3 separate regions of the Homo sapiens genome follow, and all the other regions are linked to region 2. A link is a contact called in ENCODE Hi-C or POLR2A ChIA-PET data. All regions are on one chromosome and are shown on one strand. The core of a region is the stretch at or near the end of the contact, and the rest is flanking DNA. Distances in the headings are between cores, read along the strand shown. Region 1 holds the start of LTC4S (leukotriene C4 synthase). Region 2 overlaps ADAMTS2 (ADAM metallopeptidase with thrombospondin type 1 motif 2). Region 3 overlaps COL23A1 (collagen type XXIII alpha 1 chain).

The links. Hi-C counts contacts between places; a loop is a spot of excess contacts on that map. ChIA-PET counts read pairs that join two places held with the same protein, here RNA polymerase II (POLR2A). Pooled maps may share reads with other maps.
Region 1: a pooled map shows a loop between it and region 2 (11-fold over the local background). The contact joins the promoter of LTC4S here to the enhancer-like site in region 2. A Hi-C loop is called at or near these places in 2 of 37 single-sample maps with no recorded cell type and 7 of 50 pooled maps. POLR2A ChIA-PET finds 5 or more read pairs at or near these places in 2 of 52 experiments (H1 and OCI-LY7).
Region 3: a map with no recorded cell type shows a loop between it and region 2 (4-fold over the local background). The contact joins two enhancer-like sites. A Hi-C loop is called at or near these places in 3 of 37 single-sample maps with no recorded cell type and 4 of 50 pooled maps.

What each region holds. Positions count from the first base shown.
Region 1 is chr5:179,792,118-179,795,987 of GRCh38, forward strand. LTC4S (leukotriene C4 synthase) reads left to right here and starts at 1,869. Exons shown (of 5, transcript NM_145867.2): 1 at 1,869-2,021; 2 at 3,467-3,566; 3 at 3,669-3,739; 4 at 3,824-3,870. The coding sequence starts at 1,964. RefSeq lists enhancers at 1,057-1,684, 1,259-1,338, 1,359-1,508, 2,992-3,664 and silencers at 1,859-1,928, 3,474-3,870.
Region 2 is chr5:179,164,792-179,169,280 of GRCh38, forward strand. All of the region lies in intron 5 of ADAMTS2 (ADAM metallopeptidase with thrombospondin type 1 motif 2), which reads right to left. Among named protein-coding and RNA genes, the nearest start is that of ZNF354C, 110 kb to the left of the region's middle. RefSeq lists an enhancer at 2,297-2,798 and a silencer at 2,412-2,621. Within about 2 kb of position 2,792, at least 4 of the 41 ENCODE cell types and tissues checked have a DNase peak (open chromatin) inside an H3K27ac peak, as active enhancers do.
Region 3 is chr5:178,288,176-178,292,389 of GRCh38, forward strand. COL23A1 (collagen type XXIII alpha 1 chain) reads right to left here. Exons shown (of 29, transcript NM_173465.4): 4 at 2,187-2,194; 5 at 149-175. Among named protein-coding and RNA genes, the nearest start is that of PHYKPL, 57 kb to the left of the region's middle. Within about 2 kb of position 1,482, at least 2 of the 41 ENCODE cell types and tissues checked have a DNase peak (open chromatin) inside an H3K27ac peak, as active enhancers do.

The DNA of each region.
Region 1 (3,870 bases), core at 619-3,118, 630 kb after region 2:
AGACCCAGGTCCCTGCCCTGCACATCTGCCAAGGGACTTCCTCAGAAGCTGCTGATGTTAGGCTTTGGCTTCCTGCTGTGGACTGAGGGGATGAACTCCGACGGGAGGACATTCAGGCCTTGGAGGAAATGAGAGCTTGGCTGACAGGAGGGCCTGGACTCACGAAGACACTTGGACACCCACAAGCACAGAGACATGGGTGTGTGACAACTGACCAAGGGGCATGCAGGTATGTATGCGTGGTGCACACAGACACCCTGGGCACAGCCCACTGGCACCAGCGTCAACCCCTGCGTGGTGGGCTGCATCCCACCCTTCAGGCAGGCCCTGTGGGGCAGGTTTCAGGGAGGAAGGAGGCTGAGTGGGCAGAGTCTGAGGACGCGGCCACCATCGCTCCCTGGCACTACATCTGTGTCCGGGATCTAGGAGGCAGTCCTCCATCACTGAGCCCCAAGATGACTGTCACAGCTTGGTCTAAAGCAGGGGCCGGGCCTGAGCCCTGGCCCCTGCCCTGGAGGAGCTCACAGAGCCCCCAGCTGGGGCATATCTGGTTTCCGGGGGCAGGGGCGATACCCAGAGGAGGAAGAAGGGATTCTGAGAGAGCCCAACAGGCTCCGAGCCTCAGGCTGGAGCTGAGCTTGGGGCAGCAAGGAAGGACCAGGTGCGAGGGCAGAACCATGCGGCCCGACCCCTGCAGCACGGCCTGTGGCCTCCCCCAGCTCCTGCCCGTGCTTCTGGGTCAGTCTGGACTTTGCCACTTCTGACCAAAAGCCACCGCAAACCCACTCAAGCCAAAAGAGGAAGTGACCGTTAGGCCCAACTGGGAAGGCTGGCGGCCAGGGGCACTCCAGGCAGGGCGAGGGGGGCGGCCGGGGGCGCTCCAGGCGGGGCGAGGGAGACACCCAGAACTCCAGGCAGGAGTCCTCGGGTGCCACCTTTCCTCTCCACCTGGCCCTGCGTGGGCTCTGTCCTCAGGGTGGCCCGCCGTAGTCCCCCTCCCCACTCTGAGTTTCCTGTCCCAAAGTCCTAAGGAAGTTTCCAGAACTACATCTCACCATCTTGAGTCAGCCTTGGCTCAGTGTCCATCTCACAGGCCTGGAAGGGGCAGGAGTCAGCACTGTCCAGACCACAGGGCCTGAGTGTGGGGAGGGCAGCCGTCTAGGAAGGTGGTGGAGGGTTGTTACCTTGAGGCAAGAGGGCTGCGGGGCAGAAAGACACAGCAGGTGACTGTTGTGGGAGGCCCAAGAGAGGCCTGGGAGAGGGATGGCCCACAAGGGCTGACCCTCCCGCCACCCAGGGGGCCTTGGACAGGTTTCCTCCTGGCAGGGTGGCCCTTGTGCATGGAACCCCTACAACGACTAAGGCTGGCAGGCATGAGGTTTCCTGAAGGAGAAAGAGCTTGTGGGGCCCAGTGTGGCTGGGGGGGCGCTGGGACTCCATTCTGAAGCCAAAGGCACTGGGAAGGGCTTCCGCAGAGGAGGGTTTGGCAGGGGTTGCCAGGAACAGCCTGGATGGGGACAGGGAACAGATAAGGTGGGTGGAGGAGTTAGCCGGGAGCCTGGGGCTGGCTCCAGCATGATGTGGGGGTCTGCAAGGCCCTGGAGAAAGTGGGGTGGTGCAGCAGGGGGCACACCCACAGCTGGAGCTGACCCAGATGGACAGCTTGGGCTCTGCCACGCGGGACTAGGCAAGGAAGGGGCACGAACAAGCAGGAAGTGGTGAGGCGGTCTCCAGCTAGCTGCTCTCCCCTGCCCAGACTTTGGTTTCCTCCCTGCTGGCTTGGCCTGGCTCCCTGGCTCTGTGTGGTATGGTCACACCCCCGTGCACCCCCTCCACTGAGATGGGGCGGGGAGAGCACCGAGGCTGCTCTTCCTCTCCTGGGCCGTCCTCTGAGCAGCAGACGGGGCTAAGCGTTCCCCAGCTCGCCTTCACACACAGCCCGTGCCACCACACCGACGGTACCATGAAGGACGAGGTAGCTCTACTGGCTGCTGTCACCCTCCTGGGAGTCCTGCTGCAAGGTGGGCTGGTTCCTATCTAGGAAGAGGGTGGGCCTTAGATCCCTACAGCTTGCCCTCTGCCCCCTAGGCCCAGGTGGAGGGCAGAGGTGGGGACTCCAGCCCAGGCCCAAGCTGGAAGAGGGTGGGGACTTTCAGGGAACTGGGGGGCACCTGGCTGTGAGAGCTGTAGGACTTGGGGGTGGCAAGGGTGCCAGGACAAATGGTAGGATAGCCATGGGCTTGGGGAAGCTGATCTCTGCTCTTTCCAGCTGTCCCCTCTCTGGGCGTCCCAGCAAGCGGCCCCCATTCCCTGGCTCTGCTTCAAAGGCACCTCCATACTGGGACCACGTGGAGCAGGGTAGAGGTGGGACTCCTTCCTCCAGCCCCCTAAAAAGAGCCTGCTTAATGCCTTTCTCAGACTGGCCCTAAAGGACACATTCCTTGGCCAGATATCCTTGCCACCTAAGAGACACCACTACTCCACAGTGTGTGGGCTAGGATAAGGCACAGCCTGGGGAGGGGGCTCTGAAGGGGCTGAACAGACAGGCCAGCCTGACCTCCAGCTGCTCCTGCACTGAGCTGGATGGCCACCCTGTGACACCCATCTGCAGAGGGCCCAGAACCAAAGGTGCCAGGGCTGCAGGACTCAGGGGGAGATGGTCCGACGGGAGGTCTGGGGAGGGAGCGCACAGCCAGCACTGGTCTGTGTGTGGTCTGGCCTGGCCTCACCTGACCAAGAGAAGGGCTCCTGCCCACAGAGAAACTTTAGGGCCAGCCCACCCTCTGCAACTACCCCAGCCCTGGGGTCCTGGGGTTAGGCTAGGAGAGTCCCAGCTGCAACCTCCTGGGAGCAGGAGAGAAGGTGTCTGTCAGATTTAGGCCTGGGACCGGAATGCAGGAACAGAGAAACTGAGGTTTGGAGGCACAGGGACGCAGGCTTTAGTGATCCCGGCCTGAGGCAGGGTCAGAGGGCCCTGCTGGTGGGCGCTGGTAGGTGGGTGACCAGGGACTGTTAGCTACAGGGAGTGTGCTTCCTTGCACCTGGGAGGATGCAGCCAGCTCTGCCCTCAGACTCCCGAGGCACTTCCTGGCCAGGGACCTGAAAGCTGCATTTGCCTGTGTTTTGAGAGTGAAATGATTCAGAAACAAGGACTCAAGTGGTCTCTCTCGCGGAGCAGGTGTCCCTGTGCCTGAATCACTCACCCTCCCCCATACACTCACAGGTTGGGACAGGGCCTCTCTGCGCCCCAGGCTTCAGCCCTGCCCTCCTCGCTGAATGTCAGGGACACAGGGCAGGCCAGGGATGGGTGAGACGAGAGGTCTCCTCGGGCGGGGAGGGGGCGGGGTTCCGCCTTAGGGAGGAGAGGACACGGCCAAGTGAAGGGCCAGATTGCAGGATCCCTCCCACTCCCATCTCTGGGGCTTCGGGTGTCCAGACCTGACTCCCGCTCCCCCTCCTCCCCCAGCCTACTTCTCCCTGCAGGTGATCTCGGCGCGCAGGGCCTTCCGCGTGTCGCCGCCGCTCACCACCGGCCCACCCGAGTTCGAGCGCGTCTACCGAGCCCAGTGAGGCGCGGCGGGAGGGCGCGGGGCGGGGAGCGAGCCCCAGGCGGGTCCGGGTCGCAGGACCATCCCGGCCGGCGCGCTCATCCCACCCGCCCACCGCAGGGTGAACTGCAGCGAGTACTTCCCGCTGTTCCTCGCCACGCTCTGGGTCGCCGGCATCTTCTTTCATGAAGGTCGGGGTGTGGGGCAGGGGCGCACGCGCTGGACCCCCGGGACCCGCGCAGGGCGCTCACCAGGCCCGTGCGTACCTCTCGCAGGGGCGGCGGCCCTGTGCGGCCTGGTCTACCTGTTCGCGCGCCTCCGC
Region 2 (4,489 bases), core at 1,542-4,041:
TGCCTGGTGGCAGCACCCAAAACAACCATCCGCAAACTCAGGCTCATGCACCCCAGAGCCCCCTTTCCTCCACCCACTCCTCCCACTCCATGAGAGCTACAGGCAGCCTTGGGTTCTGCATGCCTCTAAGGACTCCTCACAGAAAGAAACTGATGTCCAGGCAGAGACATCGGGGCAGCTGGACAGGTCTGCGGCCCAGGAGGGAAGTCTGGGCTGGCCGTGGACAGGGCAAGGCCCTCGCTACTGGAGGCAGTCGGAACCCAAGGGAAGAGCCAAGCTCAGGTCTCTCCGCTGAGACCTCCAGCCAAGGATACTGTCCTGACATGCAGTGAACTCCCCTGTGGGTCACTTGGGCTCCAGCGGGACCACCTGCTGGGATGCGACCTCCTTTGCTCCTCTGCCACCTGGCCTGCATGCAGGAGGCCAGATGGGTCCCTGCTGCCTGGGGCACCCCAGCCCCCACCATCCTGTGCCCTTGCTATGTATCAAGCCTGGGAACTGTGCTTCCCCTGAGCGAGAAGAAGACACATTTCTCATATATGGATCTCCTCCAGAAGTGAGGGAGGCTGCACTGCTTGTTTCCACTGAGGAGTCTTTCACCAGCTCGCCCTGGTCATCTACGTCCCTCCCAGTCCTGAATGCACCTGACTTCCAGCTGCCTGCTCGGCTCTGCACGGCTCCTCTAGGAAAGTCTGTCTGTGTGACTCCACCTGTTCCTAGCTGTGCTGAGGGGGGGACCAGGAGTGAGCCGTAGCACCCTGGGCTCTGCAAAGGGGGTGGCTGCAGGACCAGCCAGGGACTTTACAGGGCAGCCAGTCCCTCCCAGGGGCAGCCGCGGGCACCCAGCCTCCAGAGCAGGGGGCGGTAGATGGTGCTGTATGACCGGGGATGGACATTTCGAGGCCCTGGGGCTGCATGGTAGCTGCAGGGTCCACCTCCTGAGTGAGGCAGGGCCTCTGAGGGCAGACTCTTCACAGCGGCAGCAGCTCCCAGAACTCCCAGGTCCAGCCTAGGGCCCCAGAAGAGCCAGGCGGGAGAAGCCTGCAGTAGGGCTGTGGATGAAGTCCAGGGGCCCATCCAGCCCAGGATGCAGGAGGAGTCCTGAGTGGGCTGACCCTAGCTCAGAGCACGGGAACAGATGAGCTTCCAAGAGGCTGATCGGATCCTCTACAGGGGCCCCAGGACAGTCGTCACCCCTCATGGAGGGCTCTGCCACCCCTGTTTGGAGGTGACATCGACCACTGCAGACATGGGCTCCCAACTGGGCTCCACTGCCCGAGTGCTCTGGGGCCCTGGACCAGGCTGGCTCTTCCAGAGTGCAGGGTCCTCCTTGGCCATCATGAGTGCCCACCTATGTCCACATGGAGACCCTCCTTGCTATGCTGGTTCACAGAGCTGCCCAGATGCAGGAGGCAGACACTCGTCCAGGCCCCTGGGGCCCTCCCACAGCAGCACCGGGAGCCTGGTCCCAAGAAGGATGGTGTTTCCTCCGGGTTCAGCCTGTTTGGCTCCCCTGGCCCGGGCTGGAAAGGGTCTGAGGACATGCCTGAAAGACCCAGGGATCCCACCATGAGGTGGAGAGGGCAGATCTGAGGGCCTTAGGGAGGCAAGAGCTTGATGGCCCTCACCTTGGGTCAGAAGGTCACTTTGCTGAATGCTCCCCAGGGCTGTCAGGAGGCTTGGCCAGGGCAAGGGTGAGGAAACACTGCGGGCCCCTGAACCTCAGGCCCAGCCTGCAGGGGTCTGGGTAACCCCACGGGCCTCAGGGAACAGCCAGGAGCTTAGGGGGCCCGTGGGCCTTGGGTGGACGAGTAGGCTGCGTCCAGCTCCAAGTCCCAGCCCCATCCTGGCCGCGGGACCCTGGCTCTGAGCTGCCCGCCGGGTCCCTCCTCCTGCGTGCGATCGGTCACCTGCCAGATGGGGCACCTACTGGGGATGTGCCTGTTGCTGTCGCTGGCCTCTGAGTCACTAAAGCCTAAGCTCCTTGAGGGCCGGGTGGTTGCTGGGCCCGAGTCTGTGCCCCAGCCCTGGCCCACGCCTGCCCTCAGTAGCCCCACTCCTCCCTTCACGGAGCAATCCCGGCTTCTGCTCTCCATGCCAGGATGAGGCAGCGAACGCGGCCAGAGGACCCCGGCTGCTGGGCGCTCAGTGATGAAGGAATGAACACGAGCACCCTCAGGAGCCAGGCTGGGCAGGGAGGGAGGCGCCGGCTGCGGGGACGTTCTCGGGAGGCCTGGGGAAGTGAGCCCAAAGGGCCGCCCCGGCAGATGCTGACCCCAGCAGGAAGTCACCGTCCGCAAGGAGCGCCCCGCTAGGCTCAGGCTTGGCACACGACACCTCGCTTCCACTTCATTTTCCTACCTTCCGGATGACGAACTGCGTCTCAGACAACTGAAAGGACTCGCCTGAGTCCCACAGCCGGAAAGAGGTCGGGGTGCTGCCCCCCGCGCGGGGCGGGCAGAGGAAGGGCCGGGCCCGAGCGGCCACCAGGTGGCGCTGCTGCCGCGAGAACAGCGGCCCGGGCCGGGGACGCACCCGGCGCCCAGACTCCGCGGCCGCACCCGGGCTCCCGGGGCCCCAGCGGCCCCAAGACAGCCTCTGGGCCTCACCCTAAATACATCAATTATGACCTGAGCAAAAAGTTCTGTTCCAATCGTTGCTCTCCGACATTTCCATTGTTTGCTCTGGAAGGAGCTGAATTATCTATGCTCTTCCCTCCTTCAGTCAAGGAGACGTGGGAGGAAACCGGGATGGGGATCAGCAGCCTGGAGGCCGCCTCCGCTGGAACCGCGCCCGCCCCGCCAGGAGGCTCTGCCTGCTGGGCAAGGCGCACTCAGCCAGCCCCGCAGGCCGCCACGCGACCGAGGCTCACCAAGTCCACTGCAGGTGGCAGGTGAGGTCACCTGGGCAGCTCTAGGCCCGGCCGAAATATCTCATCTGCTCTGTTCTTGGGCAAGTTACCTTACTTGTCCCCACCTGCAAAATGGGCACAACTGCAGCTCCGAGCTTGGAGCTGGGGGGCTTCCGCCCATGACAGTTCAGGCAGGGTGCAGTCAGCGCCCACAAATGTCCCTTGTCCTTGTCTCTGCCGTGCTGTTGATACTGATGGAGTATAACACCAGTCCCTGGGGACTGGCCTACCCGCTGGGGCTGGCTCATGCCCCCAAGGGGATGCGGCTTCAGCAAAGCTTCTCAACCGTCCCCATCCCAGAGGGGCCCTCCTGCCTCAGACCAGCCTCCTAAACAGGTGCAGGATAGGACAGCAGGGAGGTTGGGTTCTGGTGAGCAGACCACATTTCTCAACCTCAGCACTCCAGATATTTGGGGCCAGATAATTCCTGTTGGGTGAGGCGGGCACCCTGTTCATGGCAGGATGTTGAGCACACCCCTGGGCACTCCTTGCCAGAACCCAGTGGAACCCTCCCCCTAGTCGTGACAACCAAAAGTCTCTCCAGACACTGCCAAATGTCCCCCGGGTGGGGGGAGGGGTGGCAAAGTCACTCTTGGTTGGGAGCAACTGACCCTCAGGGGACCAGGACAAGGAGCCTGAAGCTGGTGCTCCTGACCAGCCGGGATCACAGAGTCCAGCCCCTCCTCCCAGAGCAGAGTGGCTCCACCAGCGTGTGGCCCCGGGCAGGCCGCTCGCCCCCTGGAGCCAGGGTCCTCACTGTCAAATGGGGATGATCACAGCGCCTACTCCACAGGGTTGCTGTGGGGGTGAGGGCATAAAGTCACATAAAGGGCTTCAGACGGTGCCTGTCCCAGAAGAAGCTCTACAAACAGTCACTTGCACGAACGCCTTTATGATTGTCGTCATTCCTGTTGTGTGCTGGGGTTTCACAGACCTCCTCTTATGGGGGAAACTAAGGCCCCATGATGTTAAATTGCTCACCAAAGGTCCCACGAGTATGGACAAAGCCAGAATGAATGGCAGGGACAAGGTCCCACCATCCCTGCTCTGTGAGCACATGTTCTACCGTGCCCCCCAGCTGAGTGCAAAGTGGGCTCCCCCAAGGCTGGAGGTCTCTTGTTCCAGGCAGGGCTTACAGATCAAATCTCATCACGACAGAGAACCACGAGAGCTGGGGCAGGAGGCGTGCACCTCATTTCTCTGCCAGAACTCCCATATCGTTCCAGCATTTTGTTTCCAGCCATCTTCCCCAAAGCCTGGGAAGCTATTCCCAGAGAGAGCCAAGCTGCCAGAACAGGATTCTCAACTTGAGCCTTCCCAGGCATGAGCCAGTGCAGGCCTGTGGGGAGGCAGAAGAGGGGCCTCCTGCTAGAATCTGAATGTTGTGTCCCCCACATTTGAAAGGTTGAAAGCTGAGAACCAATGTTATGGTATTAGGAAGTGTGGTCTTTGAGAGGTCATTAGGTCATGAGGGTGGAGTCTCCATAAATGAGATTAGCACCCTTACAAAAGAAGCCTGAGGGAGCCTGTTCACCCTTCCATCATGCGAGGGCACAGCTAGAAGGTGCCCTCTAGGAG
Region 3 (4,214 bases), core at 232-2,731, 880 kb before region 2:
GCTCACGCTAATCGCCTCCACAGAAAGACCACGGCTGCTGAGGAGCAGAAGAGACAGGAGCGCAGACAGAGTTAAATCAAGGCTCAGGGAAAGAATATTGGTTTAAGAGAAAAGGGTGAAGAGAGCAAAAAAATAAATGACAAATTACCGGGTAGCCATCTCGTCCTGATTGCCCCTGTGGTAATTAATATGTCATTAATAATCAGAGTTTCGGCAGAAACCATATGGCAACACTTAGAGCTCAATCAGGGCCCAGACCCACACCCGCCCCCCGACAGCTGGTTGGTGACTTCCTCTGCAGCGGGAGGACTCAAGGGCTCCAGGGGTCTTGGGGGCAGAGCAGCCCTTTCCTGCCTCAGAGGGCCAGGCTGGAGGGACCAAGAGCCTCAGGGCTTCATCGGGGCTCCGGGCACAGTCACATGTGTGCCCTCCCCACGCTGGCCAGGCATAGGGTAAATGCCACGTGGGGACGTGGGGTTCTGGAGGGTGCAGCCACAACCACACGACCAACCAGGAACTGAAAATGCTCCTTAAACTAGGCCTGGAAGAGAGCCTGTTTCCTCTCAGTTGCCACTGGGATGGGGTGAACCAAGAAAGAGAGCCTTAGAAGCCAGGAATATCGGGGGGCGTTCACTGTGGCTGCATGCTTCTCTGCCCCCTAGTTCCAGACCCTGGAGCAGTGACCACCCTGCCTGTGTTCCACACTTGGGCACCCATCTCCCAGGTCAGACCCTTCCAGGTTGCAGCTTGAGAATTTCTGCATTTGTTTAATTCATTTACTATTTTAACTGCCAAGTTAAAAAAGAAACAAAAAAAACACTCTATAGCCCCCGGCGTTAGGTACTTCAGCAAGTTCACACACGCTAGCCTCCCTGAGACAGCCAGGAAGAACTCAGCTGCCAAACATCGCTTGAAGCCAATAAATCAACACAATCCTGCTGTCTTGCTTGGCTCACGGTGGGGCTGCATGCACCGAGAAGCCCAGATTCCGAAGGGCACTGATCGGGAAACCAATCATGGTACACGGAAGTAAAAAATAAAAGGGCTCATCTGAAAGGAATTCCTTGAGAAGGCTGATTTTGGCTCTGACTGTCAATGTGCTTCTTGAGTGGATTAACTGGGATTTACCGGGCTCTGAAAAACTGACAGCATGAATCAAAGGCAGGCACATCCTTTGCCCTGGAGAATGAATGGGATTTCTAGGACCACTTGCAATCCCCTGCATTCAAACCTGCCTCTGGCCGGCCAGGAGAAGTTCAAGGGAGCTGCCCAGTGCTTCCCTCATACCCTTCACACCCCTCACAAATGCAGTGACATTTTCCTCCTGCTCCAGTGCCATGCCCTCACCAGCCAGGTGTGCTCACAAGGTCTCAGCTGTCTGATCCACATTCTGGCAAAGAAGAAAAATGAACCCCAGGGTCTAGTGGTCAAGCCCGACTAATTCCTGGGACAACTGCCCGACTCTACAGCTCTTTCTGCCAAAGCACGGGACACTGAAGCATTTAGAAACGTCAACTGTCACGGAGCATTTTAAAGCTACGGACATGGTGCTAGCATTTCCGTGTACCAAGGTGAGCCCAAGATTTGGTGAGGAACAACCAGGCTTGTGCGCTGGCTCTCTTGCTAGGAAAATGGTCACAGAACGTTCCGGCGAACAGGTCAAGCCTGTGGAATTCTGTGCCTGCATTCATCTACAAATTAAAATATAACATGACTCCTGTATGACTGATTTTTTCCCCCCAAACACATGAGTTTTTGTTTTTGTGTTTGAGACGGGGTCTCATTCTGTCTGCTGCCCAGGCTGGAGTGCAGTGGTGCGATCTCGACTCACTGCAACCTCTGCCTCCTGGGTTCAAGCAATTTTTCGTGCCTCGATTTCCTGAGTAGCTGGGGTTACAGGCACCCGCCACCACGCCTGGCTATTTTTTGTATTTTTAGTAGAGACGAGGTCTCACTATGTTGGCCAGGCTGGTCTCAAACTTCTGATCTCAAGTGATCTGTCCACCTTGGCCTCCCAAAGTGCTGGGATTCCAGGCGTGAGCCACCGCACCTGGCCACTTTTTAATAGGACTGATGTTTTCTGAGGACACACCTCCCTAACCAAAATTATGTTCATGGAATTGCAACAGAGAGAGAACCAAACATCTTATCTTTCAGAAGCAGACAGCACAGTCCAGGACACTTACTGGAGGACCTGCAAAACACAAGCAGAGAAGCCACAGTCAGTGTGGAAGGCAGAGTCCCCTCGCCTGTCCTCAGCACGGTCCCCTCACCTGTCCTCAGCACGGCTCCTGGCCACCTCTCCCCGGAAGGCTTTGATGCTGCCATGGCTGTTTCCTGCCACGGCCTGAAGCTGGGGGCAGAGCAGAAGGAGCACCTTTGCCCTTGGAGGGGCCGGGATGGTCACGGGGGTGGTGGTGACAGTTCCCACATGCATGGGTGCATGCATTCATGTCACCAGGCAGCTTTGGGTTCTGGCACTGAGTAGGAATTGGAACATGTTCCTACTTAAAGGACAAGCTCTGGTGCTCCTGAGGGGATGGTTTATTTCTATTGAGGGCAGACTGGGGGAGCAAACATTTTGGACAGAGAGAATACTGGGAGGAATGGCAAATGGGTGTGGCTGAACAGGCTTTTTGGGGGAGGGGGCTCCTGCTGCCCAGCTCCAGGGTTAGAAATGCATGAGGAGTAGCAGGGCCTGGGGCTGCAGCTGAGGCTTGTCTACCAGATGAGGGCTCACAGAGAACCCTTATGAGGCCCACAGGGGCTTCACCTCACAGCTTGTGAAGCATGTTGCATACTCGTTATTGCATTTGACCTTCCCAACCATCTTTTGTGAGAGGTCTGATGAACATCTCCACTGGACAGCTGATAACGCAGAGGCTCACAGAGCAGCGACTTGTGTGGGGCCACATCGTTGATTATGGTGGAGTGAGCGCATGCTGGATGGAAGGAGGTCTCCCAACTCTACCACCCCTAGGCTCTGTGCACTAAGCCACGCGGCTGCCAAACCAGACCCCGAACCTCACTCGAGAATGAGGCCACACGGGGAGGCAGCACCCGGCAGTCAGCGGCCAGCACGATTTATACGTCCCAAGTATGAGCCAGGAGCCATGGGGGTAACTAACGGGACCAGTAGTGAGTGCAAGAGGCAAGAGCCCTGGCTCATGAATGTTGACTGAGCAGACAGATCCTTAAGAGGACATTACACAAGGAGAAGGCCAGGAAGCTCCATGCATAGCACAAGGGCCCTGACCCAGGCTGGGCCGAGTCCAGAGGGTGAGAAAAGAGGAGGGAGGAGTGTTGCAGAGATGGACAAGCTCAGAACATGCCAAGATCACGGGCTTTTGAGGATCCAGGAGAAGTGAAGGCTGCTGCAGCAGCGGGAGGGCCGGAGAAGGCAGGGCCAGCCAAGCCCGGGGGTTTGTTTCCATGTAATGGTCTGGGGGGCTTGGTTCTAAGGGTGAAGGGGAGTCAGCGAAGGGCTCTGCAAGGAGGAGCGATGGGGAGGGGCAAGAGTGCACCTGGAGATGCGCTGAGGTGTCCCCATGCAGGTGCTGGTGGGTGAGGGGGGAGTGGAGAGAGTCAGAAGATGTTGGTCAGGGGAGAGATGGGGCTCGCACAGTAGCGATGCATAGAGGAAGGAGAGAGATGACAAGGATTTTTGGCTTGAAACACTGATGTACTCACACCCCAGAATGATGACATGGGGGACAGTGCTTTCCCCAAGTCTAGATCAGGGCGGAACAGAGCAAGATGCTGGCAGCTTGGACATCCCATTGAGCTGACTCCTCACTGTCAGCCAATGACCTTGATTCCTATTTTCCAAAGCAAACAAAAGCTGCCGGATAGGTTCGCCATCGCCTTTCCAACACCAGTTGTATACATCTGTGCCTGTACCTGTGCCTGGACCTGCACCTCAGCCTGTGCCTGCATCTGTACCTCCCCCGTGCCTGCGCCTGCATCTGCAACTATGCCTATACCTGTACCTGCCTTTCCACCTGCCCCTCCTCCTCGATCTGTTCCTGCACCAGCACTTGCGCCTGTGCCCGCACCTGCCCCTGCACCTGCCCTCCTCTCCATGCCTTCAGGTTAACTCGGAAGAACTGACCCACCTTCAATTAGGCCACTGTCCCCTCTGTATTGCCCAGAGCCTGGCCCCATCTACGGTCCCTCTGGATCTTAGTCACACTTGCCCTCTCATGCAAGTCCTG